Regions from separate parts of the Mus musculus genome. Here regions 2 and 3 are each linked to region 1. Evidence: chromatin loops called from intact Hi-C (ENCODE). Cell type or tissue: gastrocnemius. All regions are shown on one strand. Region 1 overlaps Axin2 (axin 2). Region 2 has its middle 27 kb from the start of Gm39440. Region 3 overlaps Cep112 (centrosomal protein 112).

The links. Hi-C counts contacts between places; a loop is a spot of excess contacts. Peaks named below come from ENCODE experiments on the same cell type or tissue, not always from the same donor. Only the 100,000 strongest peaks of a DNase experiment are listed, where the experiment ranks them.
Region 2: it touches region 1 in a loop (4-fold over the local background); 16 of 42 quality-filtered maps call a loop at or near these places.
Region 3: a loop joins it to region 1, with 6 times the contacts of the local background. A loop is called at or near these places in 20 of 42 quality-filtered maps.

What each region holds. Positions count from the first base shown.
Region 1 is chr11:108,922,593-108,927,592 of GRCm38, forward strand. It overlaps Axin2 (axin 2), which reads left to right. Exons shown (of 11, transcript NM_015732.4): 2 at 560-1,510. The coding sequence starts at 696. Among named protein-coding and RNA genes, the nearest start is that of Axin2, 4.7 kb to the left of the region's middle. In gastrocnemius, CTCF peaks have their summits at 2,799 (motif pointing right) and 3,997; DNase peaks (open chromatin) are centred at 205, 813, 2,819, 3,946 and 1 more place; H3K4me3 peaks cover 4,164 bases; H3K27ac peaks cover 4,009 bases.
Region 2 is chr11:109,190,399-109,195,398 of GRCm38, forward strand. No RefSeq gene overlaps it. Among named protein-coding and RNA genes, the nearest start is that of Gm39440, 27 kb to the right of the region's middle. In gastrocnemius, a CTCF peak has its summit at 3,008; DNase peaks (open chromatin) are centred at 2,411 and 2,983.
Region 3 is chr11:108,449,906-108,454,905 of GRCm38, forward strand. All of the region lies in intron 4 of Cep112 (centrosomal protein 112), which reads left to right. Among named protein-coding and RNA genes, the nearest start is that of Cep112, 27 kb to the left of the region's middle. In gastrocnemius, no CTCF peak of the experiment used is centred here; a DNase peak (open chromatin) is centred at 82.

The DNA.
Region 1 (5,000 bases):
TTTTTTTTTTTTTCCCCAGGCGGGGATCTTCTGTAAGAAGTGGGACGAGGGAGCGCAGAAGGAGGGGGGGGGGAATGGGAACCAGATGCCGGGGAAGGGCACTTTGAGAACTCGAGTTATCTGTGCAGAGCAGAGTGGGGAAGTTTACTGAAATTGGTTTCACCTGCACGCAGCCGGTCGGCTGGCTTGCGTGTTCTGGTTGTCGTGGGAGTGGGTACGGCTAGACTACCTACCCGGCGTGTCCCTGGCCCCCGTGAATGCGGGGAAGGTTGTGTCTTACACCTCCCGTGTCACTGTTTCTGCCTCACCTTCCTCCTTCCACCCCCCAACACCACCCCCCCCCCCCGCGGAAAAAGTGTGTGTGGAGCTCAGATTTCGCCTTTGAAAAAGCTGCGTCGGATACTTGAGACGAGCACCTCGCGGATAGCTGGGTTGCTTGATTTGAATTTGAGGAGTTGAAAAGCCTGTTTACTTTCTTGCTTTGATGTTGGGTAGATCTGGTTTTGATTAGATCAATACCCTTTTCTCTCTCCCCCCTCCCCCCTCCTTTTCTTTCCAGAGAGGAGGCTCACATGAGCCCCTGCTGACTTAAGAGAGACCAAGCCGATTGCTGAGAGGAACTGGAAGAAGAAAAAGGAGGAGGAGGGAAAAAAAGCAAAACAAAATCCAAACTCAGTGAGACGCTCTCCCTCACCATGAGTAGCGCCGTGTTAGTGACTCTCCTTCCAGATCCCAGCAGCAGCTTCCGCGAGGATGCTCCGCGGCCCCCGGTTCCGGGAGAAGAAGGGGAGACCCCACCGTGTCAGCCTAGTGTGGGCAAGGTCCAGTCCACCAAACCTATGCCCGTTTCCTCTAATGCTAGGCGGAATGAAGATGGACTGGGGGAGCCCGAGGGGCGGGCCTCCCCCGATTCCCCTTTGACCAGGTGGACCAAGTCTTTACACTCCTTGTTGGGTGACCAGGATGGTGCATACCTCTTCCGGACTTTCCTGGAGAGGGAGAAATGTGTGGATACGCTGGACTTCTGGTTTGCTTGTAATGGGTTCAGGCAGATGAACCTGAAGGATACCAAAACTTTGCGAGTGGCCAAAGCAATCTATAAGAGGTACATTGAGAACAACAGCGTTGTCTCCAAGCAGCTGAAGCCCGCCACCAAGACCTACATACGAGATGGCATCAAGAAGCAACAGATCGGCTCGGTCATGTTTGACCAGGCACAGACCGAGATCCAGGCAGTGATGGAGGAAAATGCCTACCAGGTGTTCTTGACTTCTGACATTTACCTGGAATATGTGAGGAGTGGGGGGGAAAACACAGCTTACATGAGTAACGGGGGACTGGGGAGCCTAAAGGTCTTATGTGGCTACCTCCCCACCTTGAATGAAGAAGAGGAGTGGACGTGTGCCGACCTCAAGTGCAAACTCTCACCCACCGTGGTTGGCTTGTCCAGCAAAACTCTTCGGGCCACCGCGAGTGTGAGATCCACGGAAACAGCTGAAAACGGATTCAGGTGAGGCTTGGACTGGGCTGGGCTGGGGTGGGAATGGGAATGGGGGTGAGCATCGGGGACAGGGCCTGGAAGATGAGCTAGCTTTGCAGATGTCTTCTGTAAGGGTGGGTAGGTGGTGGCTGGCTAGGCTGGGGGAGGCTGAAAAGGGTTGATTGAGAGCTAGGGCTTCTGGCTAGGAACCCTTTGATCTCATGTTTTGTTGTTTGTGTGTGGGGGGGGGGTGGGGGGGGAGTTGCAATGCAGACATAGCTGAGTACCTGCAGCCTTCCAGTGCTAACTTCAAACGGTGGCAAGCAGTGTTTATTAATATGGTTACTTATTATCCTGGGCTGTGGGGAGAGAGGAAAAGAGGAAGAGAGGATATGAATACAGCAGCTTTTGATGCCTCTGAGTCACTAGACCTACTAAGCGCCAGTTTGGGAAGAGGTCATTCCACTGCTAATCATCAAAGTAGAATGACTCTGGCTTGGGGGGAGGGGCAGCTGGGTTATGGTGTGCACTGGGGGAGGGGGCGTGGGGGGGGATATGAGTGGAACTGCTAGCGACTGCAACTGAGTTTTGCAGTTCCCTTTGTAGAATTCGGTATTTCCCAGGAAGGAAGGAAGCCTTCTGACTAACTTGGGGAAGGCCCTGAGACTTTCTCCTATGAAGGAGCCCACACTTTGGAGTCTGCTGGGCTATTAATCCAGCTTTCAAATGCATTTGAGCCCCCAGGGTCAGACATCAGTTGATGGTTTGTTGCTTAGTGCTGATAGAGAAGTGTGTGTGTGTAGGGGAGGGGGAACCTGGCCGTCCAGACCACTTTCTCTTTTCAAAGATTCTAAAACAAACAGCCCATTATAGATTGACTAAGTCTCAAGATACTTGGTCCTTGCAGGCAACTTCAGACCTGTTAGAATGCATTTCCCTGCCCTTTGCTTCTGGCGATCCCAGAAGAGGATGCACCTATTATAATTTTAGTCTGTTGCCTGTGACATGCAGGACGGGAGGTGTGTGTGGGGGGGGGAGGGGGGGTCGGTCACACTGGATTGCTATCTGCATGGCTTTATTCTTCTGTCCCTGTGCATTTCTCCGTGTCAGGGACTCAGGATATGATCTGCACAGGGTCTCTGGAGATCTCGCTGGCTTTGCGGGGCGTGGCCTCCAGTGTCCTGCAGCAGCTGGAGGGGGTACGCTCCTGACTGCTGATCTGGAGCCTCTTGGGTTTCCACCATCAGGTCCTGCATGATGTAGGCATGAGATCTCCAGTTTTGACTGCTGCTGGCAAGTAGGGGAAGGGCTTGCTCTCCAGTCACCAGAGGGCGCTCTTGCAGCTTTGGGAGTGAACTTAACCAATTTTCAGACATCTGGTCTACACCTAAATGGAACTGGCTTGACTTTCTGAAGGCAAGTGTAGGATCACAGGAGGGGGGAGTGGCTAGTGGCTCTTGGCTTGCAGAGCTAGGCTGTTTGCTTGAGGCTGTTGGGGCTGCTGTAGCTGGGTGCACACGGGCACCTGCATCCCTTGTCCCTCTCCATTGCAAGACTTGTAGGTAAACTTGGCCGTTGGCTTCCTGCCCCCGCAGCCTGGCAGCCAGTGATGAGACTCCTTAAGGCCTGTGGTAAGGCTGCTTCCCCAGCAGTCTTCTGACAGAGGGTCTTCTGTGCTTTCAGTGTCAGGCCCAGAGTGTCACCGTTGTAAATAGCACACAGTGCGGTTTCCCAGGGTCAGCAGTAAGAAAGTGCTCTCCAGGCAAGGCGCTGGGAACTGTGGAGACCATTGATGAATGAATGGAGGACAGCTCTTGAGTGACCCCGTTAGCTTCCACACTGGGTCAAGCACGTGTTCTCCTACTGTTAACGCTGGAATGACATATTTACCTGGACACGCCCAGGTGGCCCTTACTTCTTTCTAACACGCAAGCTCTCCTCCTAGTACAGTGTCTCTGAAAGGCCAGTTCCAGCCTCGCCATAGCATTGCTTGGGTAGAAAACTTTCTCACTTTCATGGTCCCATCTGTGAGGTGGGTGGGCACCGTCCCCTCCTGTCCGTGTCCTAAGGTTGTTCTTAGGATCAGAGTCATAAACATGAAAGGCTTTTGTAAAGGGAAACATTTTGAAAAGATGTTAAGTGTTATAATTAGTATAATTAACAATAATAATTGGGTCTCCAAAAAGGGCAGCAAGGTTAGCACATGGCTGTTTTAAATGGCAACTCTGAAGGTTTTAGCCCATTCCTCATTATAATATTTTAGATCCCCCCTCCCCTACTTTCTCTATTTTTTGAACTTTTAAAAGTCTGCCTTTCAGCATTATTGGAACACAGGGACCAGCCCCCCCCCCTCTTAGAGTTGAGTCTCCCCCACCCCCATCTGCTCACAGCTCACTCATCCCGCTGGAGCCAAGTTGAGGAGGCTACCCAGTGAAGTGAATGAAGGAAGCAGCTTGAACCTGCTGAGGGGCCAGTCTACCTCAGCTGCACACTGTCATCTTGGCCACTGGGTGCCCAAGGCACCGGCCAGCCTTCCAAGCCCTGTGTTTATGTGGGCACTCAAAGGAGCCTAAGATTTTAACGACTTGTTTGTACCCTTACCGATTTGGTGTCGGGTTTAATATAAATAGTTTGGACGGAAGAGCAGAAATTACCCTTGGAGGGAAGGGCTCTGGTTTGTGCCTGGTTGAGTGGGTTGCCCAGGCCCTTGATGGTCTCTATAAATAGCTAAGGGCATAAGTGACCTGCTGGTGGGAGCGTGTGTCCTAACCCCTCACACAAACAACACCCCTTCCCCTGCCAGCGTTGAGGTGTGTTAGAGCTGTGTGGAGCCAGGGCTGTGAGCTAAGGCGCTAGGCCCACACTTATTTTAAGAGGGGGAGGATACAGAGATGAGCATTCAGAGAGCTCCCTGTGTGCGTCCCTTTCTGCCCCTTCTGCCCTGGCCCTGGGCAGGGTTCATCTACCTCCCCTTGGGCCTTCTGCTCTGGCCTGGCTTAAAATCCCAGGGGCCCAGCAGACTGTCCTGTGCCGGCCACAAGGCCTTCCTGTTCTCTGAAAGAACTCTGCTGATGAGGCCCGTTTGTGTGTGCGTGTGAGGAGCCATTGGAATCAAGTTTGGCTTCAATTATCAAAGAAAATGATGCCACAAGATAGCTATGCGGAGAGCAGTGGCCAGTAATGAGAGGACGAAACGCCAAGGAGCGCAGCTGGCTAAGACACACTCCACAAGCCAGCCGCGCTTGGTTACAGAAGACACTGACCCCTCACTGTCCACCCGTCCCTCCATCCTGCCTCCCCGAATGCTAGTCCAAGAGGGTATTGACCTGACGGTAAAGTGTCAGAGGCTCTCACCGAGAGCCCCTAAGCTCAGCCTCAGAAGTGGGTCCTCTTGTTCTCTTGGGAGAGGGTCCTCATGGGGAGGCCCTTTGATGGGTTCTTTTGGCTTCCCATAGCCGGGGTGGGGGGTTCGGGGGGGGGGGGTAGACCCAGCATTTCCTAAAGAGGCCCTGAACTGGCC
Region 2 (5,000 bases), 270 kb after region 1:
AGATGAGAGATATAGATAGATAGATAGATAGATAGATAGATAGATAGATAGGGTTAATAGATTGGGTTTTATGGCATGAATACTTGCATGAACCCACTCGTATAAGGTATACATAGTCAAAATTTGTCTATTGTAGACATTATGTGCAGCTTATTGTATGTAAATTATTTCTCAGTAAAGGGTTTTTTTTTAATGTCTTAAGACTCTAGATAGAAGTTCCCTAGAAAGTCAATCAGCTTTGTTGAAGGAGGCCAGAGGATTCAGACTCAGCTCTAGGGGTGAGTAGTCCTGAATAAATTGTGGTACCTGGAGAATATGTGGCTATTGAGGAAGAAAATACTTAGTTGGTTGGTTGGTTGGTTGATTGGTTGGTTGGTTGGTTGCTTGCTTGCTTGCTTGCTTGCTTGCTTGGAGTTTTGAAGTGAGGGTCTTACCATGTAGCCTACGATAGTCTCAAACTTACAATCTTCTTGCCTCAGCTTCCTGGGTACTGTGATTGCATTTATATATCACAATCAAGCTAGAAATAATTTTTGTGAACTGAAAAAGGAAAAACCTACTTGTCCCCCAACACTAAAGCTGGTGTTTTATATTCTATTTTTATCTCCTTCACAGAATCTGTAGATCACTAACCTTGGGCTGACTCCAGCTCACTGGCTTTTTTGGTTTTTGTTTGGGGTTTTGGTTTTGGTTTTGGTTTTTCGAGACAGGATGTCTCTGTGTAGCCCTGGCTATCCTGGAACTCACTCTGTAGACCAGGCTGGCCTCGAACTCAGAAATCCACCTGCCTCTGCCTCCTGAGTGCTGGGATTAAAAGCATGCACCACCACGCCCAGCATTTTTTTTTTTTGGTAAATAAATTTTTATTGGTAGATAGCCCTACCCATTCATTTACAAATGTGGTAACCGTGGCGCCACATCACTGTTGCCCAGGCATTTGATTGCACAGGTGCTGTAAAGAAGTCTATGAAACCTAAAGTATTTACTGTTTGGTCCTTAAAGGTTGGATAGCTGGCTCCAACCCTAGATTATAATGTTAATAATCCATTTCATTGAGTAAGCAACAATATATTTCACCTAAAGAAGGTAAGCCAGGCATGGTGACTCATTCCTATAATCCGAGCTCTTTGGGGAGCGTAGGTTGGGGGATTGCTGTGAATTTGAGATCAGCTTGGGCTAGCAACATAGTAGGCCAGCCTGAGCTAGCAACATAGTAGGACTCTGACTCTAAAAAATAAAGAGTTGAAAGACTAATGAAATCTGATATAGGCACACAGTGGAATACTACTCACTCTTGAACAGGAAGAAATCCTGCCACAGGCTGCAACATGGACAAAATTTTGAGGGTGTTCTACTGAATGAAATAAGGCGGCCACAAAATAGACAGACGGTGGTCTGACTCCAAGCACATGAGGCACATGTAGTCAGATTCTTACAGACAGAAAGTAGAGTGGTAGTTTTAGGATGGGGTAATGGGAATCAGGTGTTTAATCAACACAGAGGGTTTTTTTTTTTCTTTTTTTAGGCAGGGTGAGGAAAATTCTGTGGGTGGATGATGGCAGTGACTATGTGTATATGTAGTTAGTGCTGTGAGATTATACAGTTATGAATGGTTATAAGGTAAATATTACACAGTGAATTCTTTGCTACATTTAAAAGGAAAAGATTTGTGGTGCAGAATATAATTTTCCACAATTTCAAAAAATTACATTGATTGATTGATTGATTGATTGATTGATTGCTGTGTGCATGTGCACCATGGCGTATTTGTTGTTGAGGATGATTGTTTCGGTTGTCTGTGGGATCTGGAGATTGGAATCAAGTCGTCAGTGTTGGTAACAGTTGCCTTTATCTTGCCAGTCCTCCACAAACTTTACAAAAGTAAAATATCGCATATCGAGGAATCTTTAGACATCACCCCTCCTCTCTGGGTAGAGGACGTAGAGGTAGAAGCTTCTAGAAGCACCAAGACTTAAGAACCAAGTGCCAAGTGGCAGCCTTTCCACGTATTCTAAGGAGGACCATTCAATCACATTCCTGTTCGTTATGGGCAAGTTCCCTCCCTTCAGGGTTTAAAGAAAAGTCCTGAAGCCTTGTGTGGTGGGGAAGGGGTGGGGAACAGGGGTTGCTGAAGGAGGAACCATCTAACAGGGTTGACATCCAGGTCTAATGTCCCTCCCATTCATACCAGTAAGGATCTGTTAGGAGAATCCAAAACAACAGAAATAGAGATATAGAGTAGAAAGTCCTGAATATTTTAGAGCATTGAAGGGCTAGATATTTCTCCAGCCTCCAAGGGCCCATCTGTTTGTGCAGGTGGGGCAGATTCACCAGCATGGGCCAGGGCTCTGAGGGCCTCCAAGCAACCCATGGCTCTGCCACCTGCTGCTTTGGTGACCTTTGGCATAGCCTGTCATCGATCTGAGCCTGTTTCCTATATGTAACCGAGCAGCCCTGAAGTACCTCAGGGTTGTCATGACAAATCAGGGCAGTGTTGTATCAAGTTCCTAGTGTCAACCAAAGCCAGCGTTCTGTTCCCCAGCATCTGCTCAAAGCCTCCCACACGGGCTCACTGGTGGATGACAGGCAGGTAGTGGGTTTCCCTACGGGCCACTCCAAAGACTGACCTGTCATCCCTCAAACCCAAGGGGGGGCTCTTTTCTGGGAGGGTGGTCTGATTGGGGTTAGTGGACACCTGCTCTGAGTGCCCGGATGCAGGCATCTGTGTAAACTTGCCCCCGATGGCATGCCCACAGGCCTGCCAGGGTGATGACTGAGCCCATCGCAAGAAATCCCGCAGTTCGGCTAACTTCTAAGTAAAAAAGACCTGGGTGGCGCAGCCTAGGGCAGAGTTGATTATTGTGGCAAGCAGATCTGCAGGCCCTCCGTGGAGCAAATGCCATGCTTCTGTGGGGATGGAGCCTTTCCGGCCAAGAGAAGATCGGATAGCAAGGAGGGCAAGGGACTTCTGAAGCACAAGACACCCCCCTCCTGGCCTCTGGAGGAACTGCACCCTAAGTTGCAGCCTCTGAGCTCCCTGGCCTGGGGTAGCATGACCCAGGCCTGAAAGGGGCCAGTTGATACTAACTGTTCATCGCTGCTCTATAGCTAAGAGCAGAGACTCCTCATTCTTGTAAGGGTAATGGGGCCTGGCTGTAATGAGAGTCTCCTTACAGGAGCTGGAACAAGGTAATGTTCTGCTACAAAGCCGGATGGGAGAGAGGGAGGGGGAGGGGGAGAGGGAGAGGAAAGAGAAGGGAGAGGGAGAGCAAGCACTTTTCTGGATGCTTTTGTGTTAGGAAATGAAGACTCCTTAGTCTTAATTCTATGTGTCTGAGGGTCCTTCATGTTGGAGCTCCGGAGCTGGTTCCACAGATAAAATTCTTGCTGTGCAACTGTGAGAATCTGAGTTCAAATCCCAAGAGCCCACTTCAAGCTGGTGTGGGACCCCAGAACCCATAAACGTGGGTATGGCACCATGCAACCATATCCTAGTACTTTTATGGTGTGATGGAGACAAGTTTTAGGTCCTCCTGGAAGCATGCAAGCTGGCTAGCCTGTCATACACAGAGTATCAGTCAAAACAGGGACTCTGTCTCAGAGAGGACTGACACCCAAAATTATGCTCTGTCCTCCCCTCTTGTATGGTAGTATATACATATGTAGTACATATATGTGTGCATGTGCACGTGAGCACATGCAAGCACACACACACACACACACACACACAGAGAGAGAGAGAGCTTCGTGTGGATCTACTTAGCCGAAGCAGAAATCACAAACAAAAAGGATAAAGTACTTGCCCCTGAGCTGCATCTCATCCCCCCATTTGCAGTCGATGCGTCTGTAAGGACACGCTCACTTTCTCCTCTCTCTGAATACAGTTGAATTGTCACATGACACTTCACTGAAAATATTAAAGCGCAGAGGTCACCCAAACCTGGCTTGAAAGCAGACGATGTTATTTCGTCTCTGAGCGATGCATATTTGGAATATTAATGTAGATTCTTTGGTGACAGACTTGCCTTCTTGGCAAAGGCAGATAGAACGTTTGAAGGGAGGTCCCACTTTAATTTTTGACAAGTGTTAGGAAGGATTTGAGAGGCAGAAAGAATGAAAGTCAGCTTGCAGGTCAGAGTCAGGAGAGGGGACAAAGAGACAAGGCTGGCTTCTGGAAGAAAGTGTCTCACTTGATTTCTGCCTCTGCTGAGGGCTCTCTCTCTCTCTCTCTCTCTCTCTCTCTCTCTCTCTCTCTCTTTCTTACTGAGAATGAAGGAGTGAAATGGAGGTGCCTCGGTAAGTCAGGTAACACCCACATAATGATGAAGGTACCAAAGAGTCCTGCAAGCAGTCTATATTTCAAGGAAAAGGGAAGACATCAGGGAGGGGACATTTGTTGTCATCACCTGGGGTGATGGTTGGTTAAGTGTCAACTTGACACAACCTAGAAGTAATTGGGGAGAAAGTCAGTAGGGGATTGTCTTGATTTTTAATTGATATGGGAAGACCCAGCCCACCGTGGGCAGCACCATTCCCTAGGTAGGTATGTCAGGGAGGAGAAAGCAAGCAAGCCGAAAGCCTCACACATTCATCTCTTTGTTTTTGCCTGCAGATGTGATGCAACTAGATACCTCTAGATCCTGCCACTGGATTCTCTGCTATGATAGACAAAGTAGCCTGGAATTGTAAGCCAGATAAGCACTTTCCTCTCTTAAGCTGCTTGTTGTCTGAGTGTTTCAGCAGAGCAACAGAATCGAAACTGGAGCAGCTGGCTTCAGAACTACATCCAGCTCCACATCTTCTGGTTCAAGGTGTGGTTCACCCTGGGAGACCCACAGGGAACGGTCATCAGGCAAAATCAGGACCTAAGGGATTTGGCGGTGGCCACATCCTGCGTGAGGGAGTGGAGGAGATGAACGTTACATCTTCAGCCAGCTTCATTCATGGACACCAAGCTCTCATCACCCAGAAGAAAAGAAGAAGGAGAAAGCAAGGTGTTA
Region 3 (5,000 bases), 470 kb before region 1:
TTCTCTGTGCCCTTTAAAAAGGTCTCCCAGTGTAGCTAGAATTTCCTTTGCACATGCAGGTTACCAGCACATCCAGCAGAGGGCGCTCGAGTACAATGAAAACATGCTTTGTTGCCTAATCTATTTGAACATTTTTGTTTTGTTTTGTTTATTTGAAGATTATTAATTTGGTTTTTTAGTCTTTGTTACCCCAAAATAGCAGTGGAATATTTTTCTTTGTCAAACTCCATTCTATGTGAGATGACATACTATAAATACTCTGTCGCCTGATTTGGGAGTAGGGACTTGGCAGGAAGCTAGTAAGTACCCTTTTTCTTAGAGAATCTATGACTGTTGGCATGAGTGTGACTAGGATTCACATAGTGGAGGCTCTTATGTATTATTGATAAAGGAATAGTCATCTAAGAGTGCCACCAGTGTTTGGGCAATGATACATTTGATTGTAGCTGTGGCCAATAGACGTTTTGTTTTGGTAAGAGTGGTAACGTTCTGTAGCTGTGTTTCCAATGCAGTGTGTGTTTCTCACCATGGCTGTTACTCACTTGAAATGAGGTTGAGGAGCTTGACTTTGCATTCTGTGCTTAATTTTGTCCAAAAGGCTGAGAACTATAAAATTTTGCATTCTGGTAGCTATAAATGGCTGTATGAGACCAGTGATCACTATGACGGACACTGCAGTTGTAGACCTGGGTCTTCTGCTGAGCCATCACAGAGCTTGAGCTGTGTGGAGAACTGCTGCCATCTTTTCTGTCCAGGTAGAGTGTGGGGGCATGAGTTCTAGGACTGGGTTCTGTGATAAGAGCTGGCTAGGTGAGGGGAGACCTTTTGTCTGCTTCTGTGCTGTTCTTGGATGTCCCCTATGTTGATGATCACCCAAGAGCAGTGCCGTGTTGCTCTTCACTGGTCATTCTCTGCCTTCTGAGAACCTGTCCCTAACAAAAAGACAGCCTTTCGTTAATTTATTTGAGAAAAAAACAACTGGTATTGAATAAATATGAATACTTTGATATTTGACTACACCTTTGATGGTATCTTGTTTAGCTCTTGCTATAAGCGTGCTATGATAACAAGTAGTGAAAACTGTCCCGTAATCATCAAATCACTTCTCATTAGTTCTCACTATGAATAAGCTAAATGTCATGCTGAGGATTTACCAGTGCAGGCAAGTGGCAGTAACTAGTCCCTGAGACAGAACAGCTGTGAAATGTGCTCATGCATTAGGTTCCCCAACTAAGTCAGATTTTGTCATATTTTTCTTTTGCTTCTTTTTTAATGAAAAAAGCTTTATAACATTGTTTTTTCTTATAAACAAGCTTCTTCCATTAAGATATTGTTTTTTAAAAATTTTTTCTATAACAATTGAAAAAGCAGCTATACTTACACATGTATTACAAGCTTTAATTTTAAGGCAACTGGGAATTGTAAGCCAGAGCAAAAATGAAACATGCTAATTTAAAGGTGTGTCAAAGGTACTTTGTATTTTAAGCTGTTTTAACATAGGGAACAAGAAATATATTTATGGAACCAGGTTATATTCTGACTTTGCTAAGCATCTTTTGACAGTTTTATATTTGTAAATACTGAGATTTTAGTTATCTTTAGCCTTCATTTCTTTCCTTCATTTCCTCCCCCTTTTGCTGAAATGTATTTTAACAACAGGCTCCTCCTATCTTGATGATTTTTCTCTTTGCTACTGTCATGGTTTGTATATGCTTGACCCAGGGAGTGGCATATTAGGAAGTGTGGTCCCGTTGGAGTAGGTATGTCACTGTGGGTATGGGCTATAAGACCCTCATCCTAGCTGCTTGGAAGCTAGTATTCTGGTAGCAGCCTCCAGATGAAGATGTAGAACTCTCAGCCTCTCAGCTCTGTCTGTACCATGCCTGCCTGGATGCTGCCATGCTCCTGCCTAGTGGACTGAACCTCTGGAGCTGTAAGCCAGCCCCAATTAAATATCCTTGTAAGAGTTGCCTTGGTTATGGTGTCTGTTCACAGCAGTAAAATTTTAAGACCAAAATTAGTACCAGGAGTGGGGTATTGCTATGATAGGCCTGATCATGCTTTTGCTTGGAAGAATGGGGATTCTGGGACTTTAGCTTTAGAAAACAGTGGAATCCTTTAAGTAGGGCTTAATGGTCTATCCTAAAAAGAATATGGGAGACTGTGTGATGAGAGTGATTCAAACTCTGCAGACCCGGCCTATGAGATTTCAGTGCAGAAGAATTTCAGTATGTGGCATAGAGACTGTTTTTGTTGTATTTTGGTGAAGAATGTATCTGATTTTTGCCCTTGTCTGCCTGAGTGTAAGTTTAAGAGATTTAGATTAATTTCTTTGAAAAAGAAAGTCTCAAGACAGCCTAGTACAAATTCTGTTGTGTGGTTCACTCTTACAAAGAGTGTTTTAATGCAAAGGAGCAAGCTGAGGAAGGAAAAATACAAAATATATGGTGCAAGTATTGAAGGGGCACCAGGAAGTAAAATGGAGCTGAATCCTGTGTTCTAGAAGATAACAGATTAAGGGGGTGGGCCTTTGGAGTAGGATCCCACAAAACTAAGATTAGATCTAGGTGTGGTGGTATACACCTTTGATCCCAGGAGACAAAGCCAACTAGATATCTGATTTTTAAGGACAGCCTGGGACAGAGCAAGTTCTAGTGAAGAAAAGCTTAAGTCCAGGCATGGTGGCACACACTTTTAATCTCAGAGCCATGCAGATCTCTGAGTTCAAGGTCAATCTACAGAGCAAGTTCCAGGGCAGCCAAGCTTAGGCAGTAAGGAAGTTGGAAAACAAAGCTGGTAATAGGATAAGGGGGAACATGTTCCAGCCCCAGCATGCAGCACAACTCAGCAGTTTTGGCCACATGTCTCTGGCTTTAGAGTCCATAACAGAAGGGACTACTGGGACAATTGATGCTGATTAGCTGGAGCTAAGAAATTAGTGGTGATTAAAAAGAGATCAGAATCACTGAGGTGAACTCTGGGAAGTGTTTTCTGAGAGGACAAAGAAGCTGTATTCTAGAGATAGCTAAGGTTAAACCTCATGTTGCAGCAGTACTTGGTGATGAGTAAGAGTCACCCACATGGAAAGGGTTTTGAAGGCATGAAGGGGTCATGGTGAGCAGCTGAGACTTTGCACTGTAAAAGGCCAGGGGGAGGCCATTGGTGAAAGTGCAACCTCAGTTGTAGTTGATGTCCCAGTACTGAAGTGGTCATGCAAAGGAGTTGAGGCTTGGTGCCATGAAGAGAGCCTATGAGAGGCTACTGGTGAAGCCTAGTTGCAGTGGAAGACACCAAAGTTTTAGAGATGCCAGTACCGTGGAATGACCACCAAGAACAGCAGCAGCAATGGAGTGGATCAACCTGAGCTTAGAGTGCTACAGAGGGCAGAGCTGAAGAAATGACATCAGACCTTTAGAGGAGCACAAGAGATCATATGTGGATCCCAGACATTGGAACAAGAAACTGTGAAGCAGAGGTTGACTTGGAGACTCAAAGATGTCAAAGATGCCAGAGCTGTGGGATACCAGCAGAGGAAAGCTGCTAACAGGGAGTGGAACCAGCCCAGGAAAAAGAAATTTGTTGCAGTCAACAAAGATGAAAATTGAGTGGAGATCTGAAGATCACTTTGACATCATACATGGAAATACAGAGTTTGGAGTTTGCGCGGCTGGTTCCCTGTATTGCTTTGGGGATAACAGTTAAGTGATTGGATGAATCTTAGAAGGGACTTTGAATTTTGAACTTTTAACACTGTTAAGGCTGCTGTAGAATTTGGGGACTTTGGAAGCTGGATTCAATGCACTTCTTTATTATGCAATGGCTAGATATAGCAATCTCATGGGGGCCAGGGAGAGGAATGTGATGATTTCTATATGTTTGGTTCGGGGAGTGGCACTATTAGGAGGTGTGGCCTTGTTAGAGTAGGTGTGTCACTGTGGGCATGGGCTTTAAGACCCTCATCCTAGCTGTTTGAAAGCAAGTCTTCCACTAGCAGTCTTAAGATGTAGTTGTAGATCTCTCAGCTCCTACTGCACCATTCCTGCCAGTATAGACAATGCCATGTTCCCACTTTGATGATAAAGGACTGAATGAACCTCTAAACCTGTACGCCAGCCCCAATTAAATGTCCTTAGAAGAGTTGCCTTGGTCACAGTGTCTGTTTACTTTTTACTGTTCACCGCAGTCTAACCCTGAGGCAGCCATTAAGTTTATTCCTGGTTGCTGGCAGGCTGTGAGTGGGCTATCACTCATTCTAACACTCGTAGCTTTTTCTTATTACTATAAGAACAGTGACACTTCTCTCCCAGAATCTGTCACAGGTCATAGTCTTCAGTGAGGGGTGAAGCATCTTACTTTTTAACTTTAGCTTTTCCTTTTTATTTCTAATAACTTTTTCTTGGAAACTTTTAAAATACACATGTTATTGGTGGCTACTTTTTATAAAAATGTTATTTGATGCTTCCAGATTCATTCAGATGTATTAAATACTGTATTAAAAATTGTTGCTGTTTATTTTGTAGTAAATTTTTATTTTGCAGTATATTCAAGAAGCAGATGGTGTATGATAATATTAGACAGCTACTCAGATGAATGAAATGACATGCATCTAAAGTTAGGACTCATTATAGCTGTTGATCACTTGTAATTCAGGTAATTCTGTGGCTTACAGCTGTGCCACGTATATAAGCCCCAGTTTGTACCATCCACATGCCTTGGAAGTTTCCAGAGGAATGGAAGAGCTAACACTGCTCTGCTCTAAGCCCAGTGACAGCATGTTCTGACTCTTTAGCCCTGAGAGGAAGGAAAACACTGGCCTGTGTTCATGCTAATCCTGTCCTTGCTTCTTTTAAACTCCCTCTTCCCTTTCCTCCAATCTCCTCCTCGTCAGTTCTTCTCATACACTATATATTGAGATTTGTTTCTTACTGTTTTCAGATTAGTCACCTTAAGAGTTTATCTATAGTTACTTCTTTATCTCAGTAAACTTTTAAGACCAAAGT